Regions from separate parts of the Mus musculus genome. Here region 2 is linked to region 1. A link is a loop called in an ENCODE intact Hi-C map of the cell type or tissue named here. Cell type or tissue: gastrocnemius. All regions are shown on one strand. Links, peaks and the distances in the headings refer to the core of each region. The heading gives the core; the rest is flanking DNA.

Region 1 (9,117 bases), core at 854-8,853:
ACTTGTATTTGCATAGGAGTCTTCACACTGTTCTAGGCCCAGAGTTTGTTGAATGAATGAATGAATGAATGAATGAATGAATGAATGAAAGAAATATGGTCCTAACAGCTTTTCAACCTTCTTTTTTTATATTTTATTTTTAATTGTGTGTGTGTGTGTGTGTGTGTGTGTGTGTGTGTGTGTGTGCTTACAGAAGCTGGAAGAGAGCACCAGACCCCCTGGAACTGGCCTATGAGGCAGTTGTGAGCTACATGGTATGAGTGTTGAGAACTGATCTTGCTTCTTCTAGAAGAGCACAACTCCCAATTGCCCTCCTCAGAATCCCCACAAAGATAGTGTCCGTCATCCTACTTTACTAAAGAGACAGCTAAGGCTCAGAAAGGTTAAGGAGTAGAGAGGGAAGTGAGCATGATCAAGGTGCATGGTCTGGTGTGAGAAACCATCCTTATGATCCTAGCACTATGTACAGTGAATATACACCAATTTAAAAAAAAAAAAGAGAGAGGCAACTGAGTCACCTAAGCTAACAGTGACAAGTTAAAGACCACCAGCATCAAAGAGAAAGAAAAAAAAGGCCTTTGCAATAGTCTCATTACTTCACAGAGGAGAAAACTTGGGATAAGAGGGGAAAGCTTGCTGGGCGGTGGTGGCACACACCTTTAATCCCAGTACTTGGGAGGCAGAGGCAGGCGGATTTCCGAGTTCAAGCCCATCCTGGTCTACAAAGTGAGTTCCAGGACAGCCAGGGTTACACAGAGAAACCCTGTCTCGAAAAACCAAAAATAATAATAAATAAATAAATAAATAAATAAATAAATAAATAAATAAATAAATAAATAGGGGAAAGCTTGCTGGAGAGATGGCTCAGAGGTTAAGAGCACTGACTGCTCTTCCAGAGGTCCTGAGTTCAAATCCCAGCAACCACATGGTGGCTCACAACCATCTGTAATGGGATCTGATGCCCTCTTCTGGTGTGTCTGAGAACATTGATAGTGTACACTCATACATATTTAATAATAAATAAATAATTTTTTTAAAAGAAGGAAAAGCCCCACAGAGCCCCACCCCACCACCCTGCTGCAGGGCTTTCCATTACATTCTTCCTGGACCTGAACCCGACAGCAGGTGTTATCCTTTGGGCATCCTAAATCACTCTTGGAAGTTTTTTGTTTTGTTTTATTTTGTTTTGTTTTGTTTTGTTTTGTTTTGTTTTGTTTTGTTTTTTTCCTGTACTTTATTGGTTTTATAGTCTGCAATCTCTGGTGGATAGTCAGGTGCCTACCTGGCCTGCTACCCCACCCCCTTTCTCCCCTACAGGAAGGACTTTGAGTTAAATGCACTCAATGCCAGGATTGAGGATGAGCAAGCCCTGGGCAGTCAGCTGCAGAAGAAGCTCAAGGAGCTTCAGGTAAGGCTAGAGGAGAGGCTCCAGCTGAACGTGGCATCCCTGGCTGGCTCTCCGCTTCCCTCGACCCCCTCCAGGGTATGCTACTCCTGCAACAAGGAACTGTGTGCCCGTGAAAGGAGATAAAATGAACAAGGCTTCCTATGGGAATCCCTAGCTGGGGCTTGTATGATCCAAGGAAGACACAGGAAGAGAGCCTGGGAGGGGACGGGGGAGGTCTAGACCGCAGAACTCCTGGTTTCTTCTCAGTCTGTCTAGTCACGAGATCACAGAGCTCCACTACAGACCTCTGAGTCTCCATGCCTACTCTGTCACCTGGTGACTTTTAGGTCCCTTCAGCTCTTATGGCTCTTTCCTCTGTAGCAGGCATTGAATTAGGTCTTCAGCTATTTTATCAGACAAGTGTGGTTTTCTCAGCTACACTTTTGCTACTTTCCCCCACTAAATTGCTTGCAAAAACCCATGAGACACAGATTGTTGTTGTTGTTTGTTTGTTTGTTTGTTTGTTGTTGTTGTTGTTGTTTGGCCTTCTCTAAGATATCTGCTTTCTTCCAATAAAGAGAATGTGCACTGCTCAAGCCTAAAGGAAAGTTGACTGGGCTGCGCAAGACACCTTCCCCCAAATCCATCTATGTCCACCTTTCTAGTAACACATCAAACTTACGTGCTGTTCTCATAGACCAGGGATCTTTTAGAGCTCCAGGGCCGGCCTCAATGGAGGGGTGCAGGAAGCAGGTCTGACCCTCTGTGTCCCTGGCTAGGCACGCATCGAGGAGCTGGAGGAGGAGCTGGAGGCCGAGCGCACAGCCCGGGCCAAGGTGGAGAAGCTGCGCTCTGACCTGTCCCGGGAGCTGGAGGAGATCAGTGAAAGGCTGGAGGAGGCAGGCGGGGCCACATCCGTGCAGATAGAGATGAACAAGAAGCGCGAGGCCGAGTTCCAGAAGATGCGGCGGGACCTGGAGGAGGCCACGCTGCAGCACGAGGCCACGGCGGCGGCCCTGCGCAAGAAGCATGCCGACAGCGTGGCGGAGCTGGGCGAGCAGATCGACAACCTCCAGCGGGTGAAGCAGAAGCTGGAGAAAGAGAAAAGCGAGTTCAAGCTGGAGCTGGATGACGTCACCTCCAACATGGAGCAGATCATCAAGGCCAAGGTGGGCCCTCTCAGCAGCTCCCTCCTCTAATCCCCTCTGATGTCGATCCTCTTTCTTCCTTGACAGCTCATCTGGTTCCCCTCCCTGCCCCCTCCCTTCCATGGTTTTCTCTTTCATTGCAATCCTTACTCCACTTTAGTTCCTTCCTGCACCTACTCTGTAACTCCTTCCTCTCTCAGGCTAACCTGGAGAAGATGTGCCGGACCTTGGAAGACCAGATGAATGAGCACCGGAGCAAGGCCGAGGAGACGCAGCGTTCTGTCAATGACCTCACCAGCCAGCGGGCCAAGCTGCAGACAGAGAATGGTGAGCCCAGGGCTGGAGCTCCATGGGTCCCAACCTCCTGAGCCATCCTAGCCTTGGGTGTACATGCTCCTCATATGCCCACAGCCTCTCCAGAGAAGGGAGCCTAAGAGTTAGGGGCAGGGTTGAGGGTAGAGAGGGACAGAAGGTACCTTGGTGCCTCCCCAGGGGAGCTGTCCCGGCAGCTGGACGAGAAGGAGGCTCTGATCTCTCAGCTAACCCGAGGCAAGCTCACATATACACAGCAGCTGGAGGACCTCAAGAGGCAACTGGAGGAGGAGGTCAAGGTAAGGCCTAGACTCTGTGTCTGGACAAAGCATAGAGTGCACCAATTGGCCAGAATATGGGTCTCTTTCTTCTCTAAGAGTGAGGCTTGTCTGGTCCACAACTTACTACAAACTGTAAAAAAGAAGTAATAACACAGCCTTTACTAAGTATCTTTTAAAATCTGTTCCCCAGGCTGAGAGAGGCCCTTTGCCCTCCTACTGCTGTGCAGGGGTGGGGAGTAGGAGGGTAAAGAGGCAGAGAGGAAATTATCTAAGATAGTGATTTTCAACCTCTGGGTTGCGACCTCTTTGGGGTCAAATAGTAGATATCATGCATGCCAGACATTTACATTCACATCTAGAACAGTAGTAAATTATAGTGTGAAGTAGCCATGACAATTTTATGGTTGAGGGTTCCTACAACGTGAGGGACTATATTAAAGGCCACAGAATTAGGCAGGCTCAGAGCCTCTGATCTGAGGAGATGGGATTTGGCCTTCTTGGGTGCAGATATTGGGTGCAGGGACTACACAGAGGGGTCCTAGGATGATGAGAGCAATCTGAAGCCTGGAAGAAGAAAGCCGGAGCCTATCCCTAGCACAGTACTGAGTTCATGGGAAAGAGATAAGGCCATGCGTTCTTAAGCCTCACAGGGCTCTGGCTGGGGAGAGAGCTCAGTCAGTAAAAGGCTTGGTGCAGGAGCATGAAGGTGTTTGGTCCTGAGTTCAGTCACCAGCACTTGTAATCTTCGCGTGGAGATGGCAGAGACAGCCATGTAGCTTGCCTGTTCTACTTTGTGGATTCTTTTTCTTCCACCCTTTCAACTCCCTAACACTAGATAAGAGAGAAAAAAGGATAGAGAAGAAAGGAAAGAGATCCCTGAATAAAGTCAGAAGTTGGAAACCGGACGATACTATTGTTAGACTATCTCTTCTCATTAGGGATGATGCTATTGTTACACTACCTCCTTCTGATTAGGGGCGTTGAGTTTGAGTTGCTTGAGGAAAGTTTGATCTTCACCACCAATATACCTAGTTGTTTCTTCTTCTTCTTCTTCTTCTTCTTCTTCTTCTTCTTCTTCTTCTTCTTCTTCTTCTTCTTCTTCTTCTTCTTCTTCTTCTTCTTCTTCTCCTCCTCCTCCTCCTCCTCCTCCTCCTCCTCCTCCTTCTCCATCTTCTTCTTCCTCTTCCTCTTCTTCCTCCTCCTCTTCCTCTTCCTCTTCTCCTTCTTTTCCCTCCTCCTCTTTCTCTCTCTCCTCCCCTTCTTCCTCCTCTTCTGTTCCCTCCTCTTCCTCCTCCTCCTCCTTTCTTTTTTTTTTTTTTTTTTTTTTTTTTTTTTTTTTTTTTGGTTTTTCGAGACAGGGTTTCTCTGTATAGCCCTGGCTGTGCTGGAACTCACTGTAGAGCAGGCTGGCCTCGAACTCAGAAATCCGCCTGCCTCTGCCTCCAAAGTGCTGGGATCAAAGGCATGTGCCACCACGCCCCGCCTCTTCCTTTCTTCTTCTCCTCCTTCTCCTCCTCCTCTTCCTCCTCCTCCTCCTTCCTCTTCTTCATCTCCTTCTCCTTCTTCTCACTCCTCCTCCTCTTTCTCTCCCTCTTTCCCTTCTTCCTCCTCTTTCTCTCTCTCTCTCTCCTCCCCTTCTTCCTCCTCCTCCTTTTCTTCTTCTGCTTCTACTCCTACCTACTCCTCCTCTTCTACTTTCTTCTTTGCACATGACTACTTAACAAACCATGAGCAACAGTGACCAACAGCAACCAATAGCAACCAACAGCAACCAACAACCCCCAAAATCCAACCCTACCTCTCTGAGTCCTAGCATTCATATACCCTCTGAAAAGTCCTTAGAATTCCAAATGTCACACAATAGCAGAAACTATCTGCAGCTGACAAGATCACACCACTGCTAGAGCACGAGGCAAATCATAGTCAGCCTCTGTGGACAATCTGAAGCAGCCCCATATCCCACTCCTGGGATTAAAACAAACACACATTCTTATAATACTTCTGTGTATTTTTTTTAAAAAAAAAAGCCAAAATTCTAAAATTATCACTACACAGGAAGATCTCTGGGACTGACTGACAGTCAGCCCAGCCAAGTTCTGAGGTCTTGGTGACAGACTTTGTCTCAGAAAAATATGGTATATGGTGTCATGTGAAAAACCCATGGTTGACTTCAGACCTCCCTACATATGTACAAACATCCCAACTCTTCCCCACAAAACCCCAAAGCTTAGTACTAACCTACCTCTTATAGTGTGGTAATCTCAAGGAAAACTTCCTGATGCCTGTTTGCACCTGTAAATGCACTGGGTGATCAGCTCTTCTGCAAGGAGCATCAGGCAGTGGACACAGAACTTTGTAAACAGTGCAGCACTGTTTTATTATTTAGGGTCATTCTTGCTCAGCAAACCACACCGGGTTCGCTGGAGAGTTGGAGGTAGATGGGGCCAAGGGATGTGTTGAGACTGGGGTAAAAGGATGGTGGAGGAAAAAGCTGACCCACTTCCTTGATGCTCACCTCTTCCCAGGCCAAGAACGCGCTGGCCCACGCACTGCAGTCAGCACGGCATGATTGTGACCTGCTGAGGGAACAGTATGAGGAGGAGACAGAGGCCAAGGCTGAGCTACAGCGAGTCCTGTCCAAGGCCAATTCAGAGGTGGCCCAGTGGAGGACCAAGTATGAGACGGATGCCATACAGAGGACAGAGGAGCTGGAGGAAGCCAAGTGAGTCCTGGGTAGCCAGCCCTGGTTGAGGCTCCTCTGCAGCCCAGTCTGATGCTCAGTAGTCCACACAGAGGGGACTCTTAGGCACCCCCACCTCCTGCTCCTCTCAGGGAAGCTTTTTGCTCGCGTTATGTTTCTCATCCGAATATAAGACGAACAAAAGGTTTGTCTGAGGGCTGAGTGCTCCCACCTGGGGTACGGTGCTGTAGGGAATGGGGCTGCTGCAGCCAAGAAGGATCAGGCTCATGGTGCTCAGTGGTGCTATGCCTTCATGCTCAGCTACTAAGATTTGTCTGCCAAGTGCCCAGCCTCTGAAGCCCATCCCCAGCCTTCTCTGATTGCTTCTAGATAGTCAAGGATAGTCTTTTGAAAGTCACATGTTCTCCTCTTGTCCAAACCTACCTCCTCCATTCTCCCCATCCCTCTCTTCCCGGCCACCCTCCCTCCTTCCCCTACTGCAGGAAGAAGCTGGCTCAGAGGCTGCAGGATGCAGAGGAGGCAGTGGAGGCTGTCAATGCCAAGTGTTCCTCTCTGGAGAAGACCAAGCACAGGCTGCAGAATGAGATCGAGGACCTGATGGTGGACGTGGAGCGCTCCAATGCCGCCGCCGCAGCCCTGGACAAGAAGCAGAGGAACTTTGACAAGGTAGGCTCACGGTGGGGCTACAGACACTGTGCATGCTGCTGGTGGGGTCAGTGCCAGCTCAAGGCTGCAGCATGCTCCTTGGAGGTGGGGGAGGAGGGCTGGGTCGGGGGAGGGGGGCCTGGGCAGTTCTGGTCACAGGGCGCTCCTTCCCTGCAGATCCTGGCTGAGTGGAAGCAGAAGTATGAGGAGTCGCAGTCAGAGCTGGAGTCTTCCCAGAAGGAGGCGCGCTCCCTGAGCACAGAGCTCTTCAAGCTCAAGAACGCCTATGAGGAGTCTCTGGAGCACCTAGAGACCTTCAAGCGGGAGAACAAGAACCTCCAGGGTGGGCGAGCTGGGGGACAGGAAAGGGCTGCAGGGAAAGGGAAGGGCCATGTCCCCATCTCCAATAGCAGTCCAGGGAAAGAAGCACACCCCTACTCTATTGAGACCCCAGAAATTCCTGACTGAGTCACTGTGTGCCCCCACAGAGGAGATCTCAGACCTGACTGAGCAGCTGGGCTCCACGGGGAAGAGCATCCATGAGCTGGAGAAGATCCGAAAGCAACTGGAGGCCGAGAAGCTGGAGCTGCAGTCGGCCCTGGAGGAGGCTGAGGTGGGCACGAAGGAGGGAGCAGGGCCAGGTAGGGACTGGGATCTAGACTTTGGTCCCTGCTCCCATCTGTCCTTTGCCTGACTTCCTCCACAATGGTCCATTGCCAGGGTCTAAGATGGTGCTGGACATAGCAGGCACCCAGCAAACAGTTGTCAATGTCAGATGAGTTCAAGGTCACTCAAGTTCCTTCACACAAACATTTTATTTACTGTACCTTAGAAAGACTCCTATTTCAGCTCATTCCACTTTCCACCTCTGCCTGCCTGTGTGTGGTGGTTTTTTTTTTTTTGTTCCTTTACTCTCTGCTTCATTGCCTCTGTTTCCTTGGCAACACTTTTCATTTTCCTCTTTGTCTTCAAAGCTGACTCCCTCCGCCCCCCTGGGAGTCTGCATCCCCTTCTCTTCAGCTTGCTTTCATTTCTCTTGTGCACACTCTTTCTCATTTCCTTCCACTGCATCTCCTACTGAGTCATGTATACCATCCCCAAATGCTCTCTGTGCCATGGTTTTTAGACACACCCTTGCTTCCACCCTGGTCTCTGACTATATGCCTGCAAAATCTATATCCTTTCCAGGCCTCCCTGGAGCACGAGGAGGGCAAGATCCTCCGCGCCCAGCTAGAGTTCAACCAGATCAAGGCAGAGATTGAAAGGAAGCTGGCAGAGAAGGATGAGGAGATGGAGCAGGCCAAGCGCAACCACCTGCGGATGGTGGACTCCCTGCAGACCTCCCTGGATGCGGAGACACGCAGCCGCAATGAGGCCCTGCGGGTGAAGAAGAAGATGGAGGGCGACCTCAACGAGATGGAGATCCAGCTCAGCCATGCCAACCGTATGGCTGCTGAGGCCCAGAAACAAGTGAAGAGCCTCCAGAGTCTGCTGAAGGTACTCAGAGACTTCTGGAAACAAGAGGTTACCTCACCTAGGGAAGGGCTGGCTTCTATAAATGCTAATTAGATGGTAGACACTAATTAGAGACACTTCCTCTCTCTTGTCATACCATCGTTGTAGAGATAACTGACAGGCCAACCCAAAGCAACCACAATGGACTTTCCACCCACGCCCAATCCTGGGGGACAGCTTCATGAAGGCACCCCAGCTGGCTAACTAGCTTACACTCATTTTTCTGATCCTCAGGACACTCAAATCCAGCTGGATGATGCTGTCCGTGCCAATGACGACCTGAAAGAGAACATCGCCATCGTGGAACGGCGCAACAACCTGCTGCAGGCGGAGCTGGAGGAGCTTCGGGCTGTGGTGGAGCAGACGGAGCGGTCTCGGAAGCTGGCAGAGCAGGAGCTGATTGAGACCAGCGAGCGGGTGCAGCTGCTGCACTCGCAGGTGAGGGGGTACCCTGTACATTCCTGAGCTCAGCAGATGACAGACAGGGGAAGGAGCCTCTCAGAGATGCACAGGGATTTTTCTGCTCTGCCACTCTTTTCTCAGAACACCAGCCTCATCAACCAGAAGAAGAAGATGGATGCAGACCTATCCCAGCTCCAGACAGAAGTAGAGGAGGCAGTGCAGGAGTGTAGGAACGCAGAGGAGAAGGCCAAGAAGGCTATCACAGATGTGAGTCCCCTCCCCTACCTACCCACTCCAGAGCAGCATCTCCCTAGTTTGGGCAGTGAGCCCATGAGGACCTGAGCAGACCACATGCTCTCCTCTCCTGCGCACAGGCCGCCATGATGGCTGAGGAGCTGAAGAAGGAGCAGGACACCAGCGCCCACCTGGAGCGCATGAAGAAGAACATGGAGCAGACCATCAAGGACTTGCAGCACCGTCTGGACGAGGCAGAGCAGATCGCCCTCAAGGGCGGCAAGAAGCAGCTGCAGAAGCTGGAGGCCCGGGTCCGGGAGCTGGAGAATGAGCTGGAGGCTGAGCAAAAGCGCAATGCAGAGTCAGTGAAGGGCATGAGGAAGAGTGAGCGGCGCATCAAGGAGCTCACCTACCAGGTTGGGCAGGGCTGTGATCATGGCCCTGACACAATGGTCTCGAGCCACAGTGACAAGCAACCAAGGGGGACAGAGA
Region 2 (9,117 bases), core at 272-8,271, 53 kb after region 1:
TTCAGCCAGTTTTCTCCAAGCGCTCCCTGAGGCTAGAATTCTTCCTAGTTTGAATACCTGAGTACCTGCAACCTTAAAGGAGAGGGCAGAAGTGGGGGTATATAAATGTCGGAAAGGACCGGACAGTGGTGGGGCATGCCTTTAATCCCAGCACTTGGGAGGCAGAGGCAGGTGAATTTCTGAGTTTGAGACCAACCTGGTCTACAGAGTGAGTTCCAGAAGAATAAAAAAAACCAACCAAGACTGCAGCAAAGGTTCCCATTCCTTCAGCTGAGAACATCTGGTTTTCGTGAAAGTGTTGTTAGAGGAAGAAGGGGCATTTTCCATCTGTGTTCTCCTTGCCAAAGCAACTGTTACACGGGAGGAATTAAAACTGCCGGATGGCTATGACTAGACCAAGGTATCAGAGCTAACAAGCCAGGATTCACTCCCAAGACAGAAGCTGCCCCTACCTAAAGTCATTCCTCAAGCTCTGAGGTCCCCACCCATCTCTCAAACTGCAGCCCTGCCTGGACCTTTCACATCCTTCTGCTTAGCTTCCCCGAAAATTCCTTTTCGTTCTAATGGAGCCTGAGTCTGTTGAAGGTTTCCAGCCAGGGCATGAAGTCTGCCCTCCAGCATCACTGACCAGGGCCAGCACCATTCATCCCGCGTTCATCCTGAAACTTTCACTGAGCCACCCTTAGGTGCCAACTCTCCCTCTCCCTCGGCAGAGGGTTCTAGGTAACCAGGCAGTAAACATTGTCCCCTCGGGTGGTTCTGGGAAAATGCTGTGCTTAAGCTTGTGGAACACTGTGGTGTGGTGGAGCAACAGTGGTCTCAAAGCCTCCAGTTCACAAAGGTCCTTAAGTAAGATTTTATCTGTTCTCTTGTAAAGAGGTTACGACTAAGCTCGTTGTCTGTTTGTGCTTAAAGTGCTCATTTGTTAAACGTAAACACTGGGGAAACATTACAGCTTTGCACCTCTATTTAGCAGCTTGCTTACCAGGACACACTCCCCCCACCCCGCCCCAAATTCTTTTCTTTTGAAGAAGACAGATCTCTCCCAACCCTGAGAAGCTCTGATGTATATCTCCTCGAAGTAAAGGCTAGAGAAGAGGGCGACTGAAGGGAGGCCGCAGGAAGGGGAAAGGAGGCAAGGAGCTGGGGTTTGGCTGAAACTCCCGATTCCAGCCCCTCAGAAAGAGTTTTGTCATCTTCTGCCTACGATCTCTACTCCAGCTGCTCCAGTAGCAGCGAGGGCCAAACCAAAGACAAGAAACAGGCCCGGACTGGCAAAGGAGGCTAAAAGGCGGTGCAACCGGCCAGCCTGGGATCTGGTGCCAGCCGCTAAAGCTTCTTGTTCTCTCCCAAGGGCCAGAATCTTTGTTCAGCACCAGACTCCAAGCCTGTGGCCCTCTGGACCTCCCCGGCTCACCCCCGCAGCCGGTTTGAGCCCCTGCAAAGTCAGCGTGCTCAAACCGCCGGGACCCTAGCGCGCGGCGGAAGCAGCGCGTCCCCTCCCTCGGGAAAGACAGATGTGGGGCTAATGAAAGGGAGGCAGGGAGAGGCGTGGGGCTGGCGGGGGAGAGCGGGGGCGTGTCGGGCAGAGCCGAGCTCCCCGGAGCGCGCGGACCAGACCACCCCGCGGTCTGCTGCGCGGTCCCGAGGAGGAAGGTGCGGGGGAGAGTGGCCGGGCTGGGGCGCGCAGTTTGGCCCGAGGGTCTGGAGCTGAAACTCAACACCGCCTCGGAAAGGATCGTCCCCTTTCCCTACAGCTTCCCCTTCCCCCTTCCTCCCCCTTCTCTTAATCCCCTGGCCCGAGCCCCTCGCGAGAGGAATGGGCCTGCGGGGAGGGGAGGGAGAGCTTGCCGAGGGGGAGCGGGAGCCCGGGCAAGGGAGGGAAGGGGCGCGGAGTGCAAGGGGTGATCGGGGGCCGCGCGCGACCCCGGACCTTTTCTAACCCTCAGTGTCCCCACCTCGACCCTAGGCGAGCCCACAGCACTGCTCCTCCCCTTCTCTGTTCCCTTTTGCTCGGTGCCTTTTTCTTCATTTCCCAAGACACCTGGAGCTTCCCTAAGCTTTGGGACGCGCCGAGGGCCCGGTCCAGGGTGTGTGAGCGGGGACTGGGGCCAGAGGGGTGCCTGGGGCAAAGGGTGGTGCGCGCCCTTGAGCGCTGAGACTGAGAGGTGCCTGGCGGCCACCTCCAAGACCCGGCTGTGTTGAGAAGGAGTGTGGCCGGGAGAGCTCGCCTCGGCGCGGGCCTGGGCAGACAGCCCAGCTCCACCGCCACGCGCTCTTAGGCCTTTTGGCGCCGGCCTTTGCGCTGACTTGAGCGAGTTTGGCGACACGCAGCTCAGTTGTCGCTCCTCCTCCTTCCCCGCGGGTCCCGCCGCAGTGGCCCGGCTGCCACGACCACAGACAGCCCTGGGAGCACCGCTCTGCGCCGCTGGGGGAGGGTTGGCCCCAAGAGTCGCTCGTCCAGCCCAACCACTCAGGCGGCTTCTCCCAGCCCTCGGGGCTAGCCTGAGCTGCTTGGAGAGGCGTCGAAAGCAGCCACAGCTCCTGTCTCTTAGCCTGGGAAGTGAGCTGTGAGCCCATGTGAGTCCAGGAGGCCTCTGCGACTTAAGGCGGCAGCTGTGGGGGCCTGGAGCCCCGAGAGACCCTGGGGGACAATTTAGAGCGCGCCCCTTGGATGAGGTCCCGCAGCGACGCCCAGGCCCGCCTTACTCCTCCTCCTGCTTGGCCAAGCTGCCTCCTATTTGGAAAGTTTTGTGGGTTTTCTTTCTCTTCCTCCAACTTTGGGGGGAGGCATCTATCTCCTCAAGCGCTACAGCTTGGGGTGACCTTCTGACTTGGAGGCCGGGAACCATGGTGTGGGGCAGCCATCGCTGAAGTCAGCGAAACAGAGCCTGGCCTGAAGCAGGCGACGCTGGAGGCCAGAGCCATGGCCATTGCCACGTCGGTGAGTTCACCAGGGAAAGGAGGTTTGCCAGGCAGACACCTCCAACCTGCTCTATGGCACTGTCCTGTTTATTTCTATCCACTCAGTGATCTCTCCCAGAAGCCTGTCCTCTTTTGTTCCTTTCTCCCTCCCTCTCAGTCCTCATCCCCTGTGCCTTCTGGTTCTGGGTTGGCCCCTCCTCCTCTCTCCCTATTCTCTTTCTTTATAGTGGTTGTGGATAGTTGGGGGATGAGGGGGGAGGGCGGAGTGTAACCCCATCCTATCTGCTCTTGCTGGGTGGAAACAGATGCCTATTGGGGGTTGGCAGGGGCTTGTAATTGGGAGGTAAGTAAAAGGAGTTTTCTGACAAAGACCAGGAAGCCCAAGGAAAATGGAAGGCCAAGGAAGCCCAACTCTAAAGGATTGGGGGGAAAATGGAGAAACAGGCAGGTGACCAGGCTGGGGAAAATAACATAGAGTAGGGGCGATGATGTCAGCCCGCCTCGGGCCACTTTCTAGTGACTAGGAACAAAAGACAGGGACAGTTGGCTTGTTGGAATTGCGGGAGGAGGCCTCCCAGAAAGCGCAGTGGCACCCTGCCACCCAAATAAGTCAGCCATTGCCTCACAAGTCAGCTGGGCCCCTAAGAGGAGATAAAGCAGGAGGGGTCACACCCATAATCCATCATCCTATCAGCAGCTCTGGCCTGGGTTTAGGCAAACTGCAAAGCATGGCCCCATTGGATAAAATTCAAACCTAATACTGGGAGGAGCCATACAGCCGCCACCTCTGCTTTCTGTCTTGGAGCTCAGCTTCTCCAGCCCTTGCTGGGGATCCCCAGGGAACGCCAGGCTGCCACCTGCTTTCCTGGACTGTGGCTATGGGAAGAAAAGTTATGAAAGTGAAAGAAAACCCGGGAGCCACAGAACACCTTGAGGACGGATCCAATTTTCATTCCTCAGACAAGACCTTTTCGTCCTCTGGTGGCAGGGTGCCTTTGGGAGTGCCAAAGCTGCTGTCAGGATCCTGGAGTTAGTGTCACTTTTGAAGTCCAGAAGGTGTTTGGGTGAGGAGTATTTATGCTAGTGAAACTCACAGGATCACAACAATGGTAACATTTACAGTTTACACACCTGCCCTCCCCCACTAAACTTTGTCATGACCTTTTGATGCATTGTCTCATACAGCTTTCAACCTTACAAGGACGTTTGATCATTCAAAAATAGGTACTTGTCTAGAGATAAGAAAATTCTACAGTGGAGGACACTACAATATAGGGATATTTAAAATCTCCTTAAAGGCATCCAAGCAAGAAAGGAACTCAACCCCCAAGTCCATCTGTACTTACAGCCTTGACTTTAATCACTGGCTAGATCCAAAATACTAATTTCTAGTTTTCAATTAGAAGGAAAGGCACTGGGGCTGGGGGCATGGCCCAATTGGTAAAGTGTTTGCTGCATAAATTAAGGATCTGAGTTTGACCCCCAGCACCCAAGTACTGCCATGTGCAGGGTACTCAGCTGTACACCCAGCACTGGGGAGGCAGAAACAAGAGGATTCCAGAGGCTCGTTGTCCAGCCAAGTCAGTGAACTTAAGGCTCAGACCCTCTCTAAGGAAAAGGAGAATAGAGCATGATTAAGGGAGATACCCACCAGCACCCACTGGCCTCCACGTGGCAGCGATCTGTGGAGCATGCTTTTTTTCTTTGTAGACGTTTCTCTTAGAAGTCACAGTATAATCAGAAATACTGTGGTGAGGGCCAGGCATGTAGCTCAGAGGTCGACATTTGCCTGTCATGCAAAGGGACCTGAGTTTGACCCCAGTACTTTGAGGAAGGAAGGAAGGAAGGAAGGGAGGAAGGAAGGGAGGGAGGGAGGGAGGGAAGGAGGGAGGGAGGGAGGGAGGGAGGGAGGAAGGGAGGAAGGAAGGGTGGATGGTTGCTTGGGAGCAGAAGAAAGGAGCACAGAGCTGCACAACTTGCTTCCTAGCACAAAACAGTCCCAGAGGAACAGCATGTCTGAGTGAGCCGAGCATCCTTCTCCCCTCCAGTCCAGTAGCATCCGGCTACAGCTGGATGTTTAGTTGTTTATTTGATGCTGCTGCTGATGGTGATGATGATATTTTTATAATACTAGAGGCTGAACCTAATGCCTCAAAACATCCTAGGCAGCTGTTCTGTCACTGAGCTACACACTCAGATACCCAGCCTTTTTCTTTTTTTTTTAAGCAAAGTTTTATGAAGCCTAATCCTGATCCTTCTACCTCCACTTCAAAAGGACAGGGATAGCAGGTATAGAGCCCCACAATCCCAGTGGCTAAAGACAGACTCCAGAGCCTTTTGTATGCTAAGATAGCCACTCTACCGACTGAGTCACGTCCCAGTCCCCCCGCATTTTTTTTTTTTTTTGGTTTTTCGAGACAGGGTTTCTCTGTATAATCCTGGCTGTCCTGGAGCTCACTTTGTAGACCAGGCTGGCCTCGAACTCAGAAATCCACCTGCCTCTGCATCCGGAGTGCTGGGATTAAAGGCGTGCGCCACCATGCCCGGCTAAATATTTTTTTTTAATATTTGTTTGTTTTAATTATGTATGTGTCTCTATCTGTGGGGGTCTGCACATATGAGTGTAGGAGCTCACAGAAGCTAGAGGTGTTGGACCCACATGGCTACCTGGCCAGCAGCGTCTAACTGGCTGTTCTCCAATGTTTCTGGGTGAGCCACACTGCCTGGGATCCTACTGGCAGGCAGTCATTTAGCAATCACAACTGAAACTGACTATGCTCTGAGTGGAATAAGCTTGTTTCTCCCAAAGGATGTTACGGGACAGGAGCACTGAGAGGAGTGAGAACCGAGGGAGGTTGAGTGTAGGAACCTATACAAACACCTTCCTCACCCCCGAGTCACTATCCCTCTCTACTGCTGCGCTAGTAAAATGAAAAAGGACAGGCTAGAGAGGTGGCTTAGTAGGTAAAAGTACCTGTTGCTAAGTCGGAGGACCCAAGTGTAACTCCCAAAACACACATGGCAGAAGGAGAGAACCGGTTCCTGCAAGTTAGCCTCTGGTCCCCACCTGTGCACTGTGGCACACATGCACACAAACAAAATGATGTAAAAGAAAACCACAGTGGTTGCAGAAGACATAGGGAGCACCCTTGAAGGAGTACAAGCTCTGACTGATGTCACTGCTCTTCCGGCCATGTCAGCCATACACCACTGGACCAAGCCTAAACCTGCACCCCGGTTTGCCTTCTAAAATGGAGATTTTGAGACTAAGACTTGGTGTAAAGACTTAAGAGTCTCTGGATACTTCGTGTTTATGACTCAGTGCCTAAGCTCAGGCCCTCAATGGGGAAAGCTTAGGTTCCTGTCTAGACAGGTCTGCAGGCTGGCTTCGAACCTTCAAAGCAGTTCTCCTGCCTCAGCTCTCCCAACTGCTGGGATTACAAACATGAGTTGTCATTCCCAGCACTGCTCTGAACACATACTATAGTATACATACATATAGTATATATACATTTCTCTTCTCCATGCTTCTTTGGCCTCTTCTGGCAGTACTGTATTTGTTCAGGCTAGGAACAGAACAATGGCTTCTATTTGTTTTCTTTCTCAAGTGTGCCTTAACACTTGGTCTAGATGTCTTCCAGGCTCCCTCAGAAAGGCAGGTCTCTATAGTTGCTTAACCTAACCTTTTACTTGGGGGAGTAATCACTGGAGGACCAAGGGAACACGAAAGAGAGTCTATGCGAGATGCTAGCCAGACCTCTTCATGTGCTCTAAAGAAATTCTTTAACAAATGTGTACTGAGGACCAGTTCTGCTTGGCACCCTTTTGGAGGTGTCATGGAGTAGAGCAGCCCTTGGTCTTACAGGGCTTATAGTGTGATAGCAGAACTCAATAATAACAAAACCTAAGTAATAGAAAGTGTTTTGAAGGCAACAGTGGGTGGATCCAGGCACAGAATGGGATGGGGAAGAGAGGAAAGAGAATCCTCTTCCTTGGAGGAGACGTTTTCTCAGAACTGAAGGATGTAAAAGGATCAGTAAGATGGTACTTGGAGTAGAGGGAATATAAGTGCAAAGGCACTAAGATGGAAGAGACAGGTTTAGAAACGAGAAGGAGGAGGAGTGTGCCCTCCATGACGCTGGCAGGGCAGAGCCTAATGAGGAGCAGGTGAGCCAGGAGTGAGACATTTTTGCTTGACTGGAAGGGGAGGCTGTCTCATTTCCACGTGACCTGATCCGTGTGTGAGAACCATTATCCTCTAACCTCTCCCACCAGGCCCAGCTTGCCCGGGCATTGTACGACAACACTGCAGAGTCCCCCCAGGAACTGTCCTTCCGCCGAGGGGATGTTCTACGGGTACTGCAGAGGGAGGGTGCTGGTGGACTTGATGGTTGGTGCCTCTGCTCTCTGCATGGCCAGCAGGGTATTGTCCCTGCTAACAGAGTGAAGCTCCTTCCTGCTGGCCCAGCACCCAAGCCTAGCCTCTGCCCAGCATCTCCCACCCAGCCTGGCTCATCATGTCCCACCCCAGAGCGTGGCTGTGAGGAGCAGGAGGTAAGAAGTAGAGCCTCTCATCCCAGGCCTGGCAATCTTTGCCCTCTCCAGGGCCTGGATACAGGTTTGCAGGGAGATCCTGACTGAGACCTTGACCTTTGGCCTTTTACTGGTCGTTAGCTGTCTTTCTGCCACCTGTTTCTAAGGTCAGCACAGGAAGTGTGGAGGGGGGGAGGCTAGGAAGTCTATAAGCTCCTGAACTTGTGTATGTGTTTCAATGACTTCATTCCTGACACACCCACCTCTTCATCTCCTAGGTGTATGTAATACCACCACCAGCTCGACCCTGCTCTGCCTCGGGACTTCCAGCTAGATCCTGCTCACCCTCTTCTGACTCCATCTACAAGGTCCCCCGAGGCAATGGGATGCAGCTGACTGCCTCCAGAGACGTGGCAGAGGTTAGAGTTTTGTGCATGTTGGGTGAGGGCCAGAATTCACAGGGCTAGTCTATTGCAGAGCTGAAAGCTAATGCTGATCCCTCCCACCAGGTCTATGATGTGCCTCCCAACATCCTCCGGGCTCCCTCCAGCTGTCCCTATGACTCCCCAGCCTCCTTTTCCTGTCCTGTGGCCCCAGTTGTCCCACAGCCCCCCAGAGAGGATGAAGCGCCCTACGATGTGCCTCTGGCCTTAAAGCCACCTGCAGAGCTGGAGCGGGATCCGGAGTGGGAAGGGGGCCGGGAGCCAGGGCCTCCTCTTTACGCTGCCCCTTCCAACCTGAAACGGGCCTCGGCTCTGCTCAACCTGTACGAAGCACCCGAGGAACTCCTGGCAAATGGAGAAAGCAGGGATGCAGATGAAGGCATTTACGATGTGCCTCTGCTGGGGCCAGAGCCACCGTCCCCAGAGCCTCCAGTGGCTTCTTCCTCCACTGACCTGGACACTGTGGCCCAGCTTCCGACCAGAAGCTCCCCACCCCAACACAGGCCCAGGCTACCATCCACTGAGAGCCTGTCCCGCCGCCCTCTGCCTGCCCTCCCTGTCTCTGAGGCTCCTGCTCCTTCTCCAGCTCCTTCTCCTGCCCCAGGCCGAAAGGGCAGTATCCAGGACAGGCCTCTACCCCCTCCCCCACCCTGCCTGCCTGGTTATGGGGGCCTCAAACCCGAGGGAGATCCAGAGTGCAGGGAGGTAGCCAATGATCCAGCAGGCCCTCACAATGAATATGAAGGCATCCCAATGGCCGAGGAATATGACTACGTGCATCTGAAGGTGAGATCCTGGGAGACCCCACCAGAAGGGTCTCCCTATCTATTTCCCTTTCTCCTGGCCTCCTGCCCAGTAGCTTGGGACTCCAGCACTAGCCCACACCACTTGAGTGAATACCACATGCCTTAATCCCAGCATGAAGGTGAGCAGCTGTCCCCCGCAGGGCAAGGACTCCAAGCTCTGATGTTGGGAATACTTCCCTGAAGGACTGAGCCAGAGGCAACAGGGGGCCTGAATTCAGCTCCCTTCCCCTAACACTAACAAGTGGTCCCTCTGCAGGGTGTGGATACAGCTCAGGGTTCTAGACCCCTGGATAAAGCTTTCCCAGTGGATCCTGAATTGCTGGAGAGGGGACTGGCGGAACGGAAGGTAAACCTGGAGGGGCGTGCTAGAGAAAATGAACTGGAACTTAGGGGGAACGGGTATTCTTAGC

The links. Hi-C counts contacts between places; a loop is a spot of excess contacts. Peaks named below come from ENCODE experiments on the same cell type or tissue, not always from the same donor. Only the 100,000 strongest peaks of a DNase experiment are listed, where the experiment ranks them.
Region 2: a loop joins it to region 1, with 6 times the contacts of the local background. A loop is called at or near these places in 1 of 42 quality-filtered maps.

What each region holds. Positions count from the first base shown.
Region 1 is chr14:54,972,612-54,981,728 of GRCm38, reverse strand. It overlaps Myh7 (myosin, heavy polypeptide 7, cardiac muscle, beta), which reads left to right. Exons shown (of 41, transcript NM_080728.3): 27 at 1,318-1,408; 28 at 2,167-2,556; 29 at 2,736-2,862; 30 at 3,028-3,146; 31 at 5,654-5,850; 32 at 6,312-6,495; 33 at 6,652-6,817; 34 at 6,963-7,087; 35 at 7,663-7,971; 36 at 8,224-8,427; 37 at 8,533-8,658; 38 at 8,766-9,041. It overlaps Mhrt (myosin heavy chain associated RNA transcript), which reads right to left. Exons shown (of 5, transcript NR_033497.1): 3 at 8,817-8,964; 4 at 8,203-8,268; 5 at 7,380-7,851. Gm31251 (a long non-coding RNA gene) reads right to left here and starts at 6,465. Exons shown (of 9, transcript XR_001781261.1): 1 at 5,644-6,465; 2 at 3,012-3,258; 3 at 2,742-2,846; 4 at 2,070-2,478. It overlaps Mir208b (microRNA 208b), which reads left to right and starts at 5,953; the gene lies at 5,953-6,029. In gastrocnemius, for the core only: no CTCF peak of the experiment used is centred there; no DNase peak of the experiment used is centred there.
Region 2 is chr14:54,919,265-54,928,381 of GRCm38, reverse strand. It overlaps Efs (embryonal Fyn-associated substrate), which reads left to right and starts at 1,594. Exons shown (of 6, transcript NM_010112.4): 1 at 1,594-2,944; 2 at 7,201-7,479; 3 at 7,737-7,877; 4 at 7,968-8,687; 5 at 8,964-9,053. The coding sequence starts at 2,927. In gastrocnemius, for the core only: no CTCF peak of the experiment used is centred there; DNase peaks (open chromatin) are centred at 2,965, 3,134, 3,560, 3,696 and 3 more places; H3K4me3 peaks cover 3,169 bases; H3K27ac peaks cover 3,551 bases.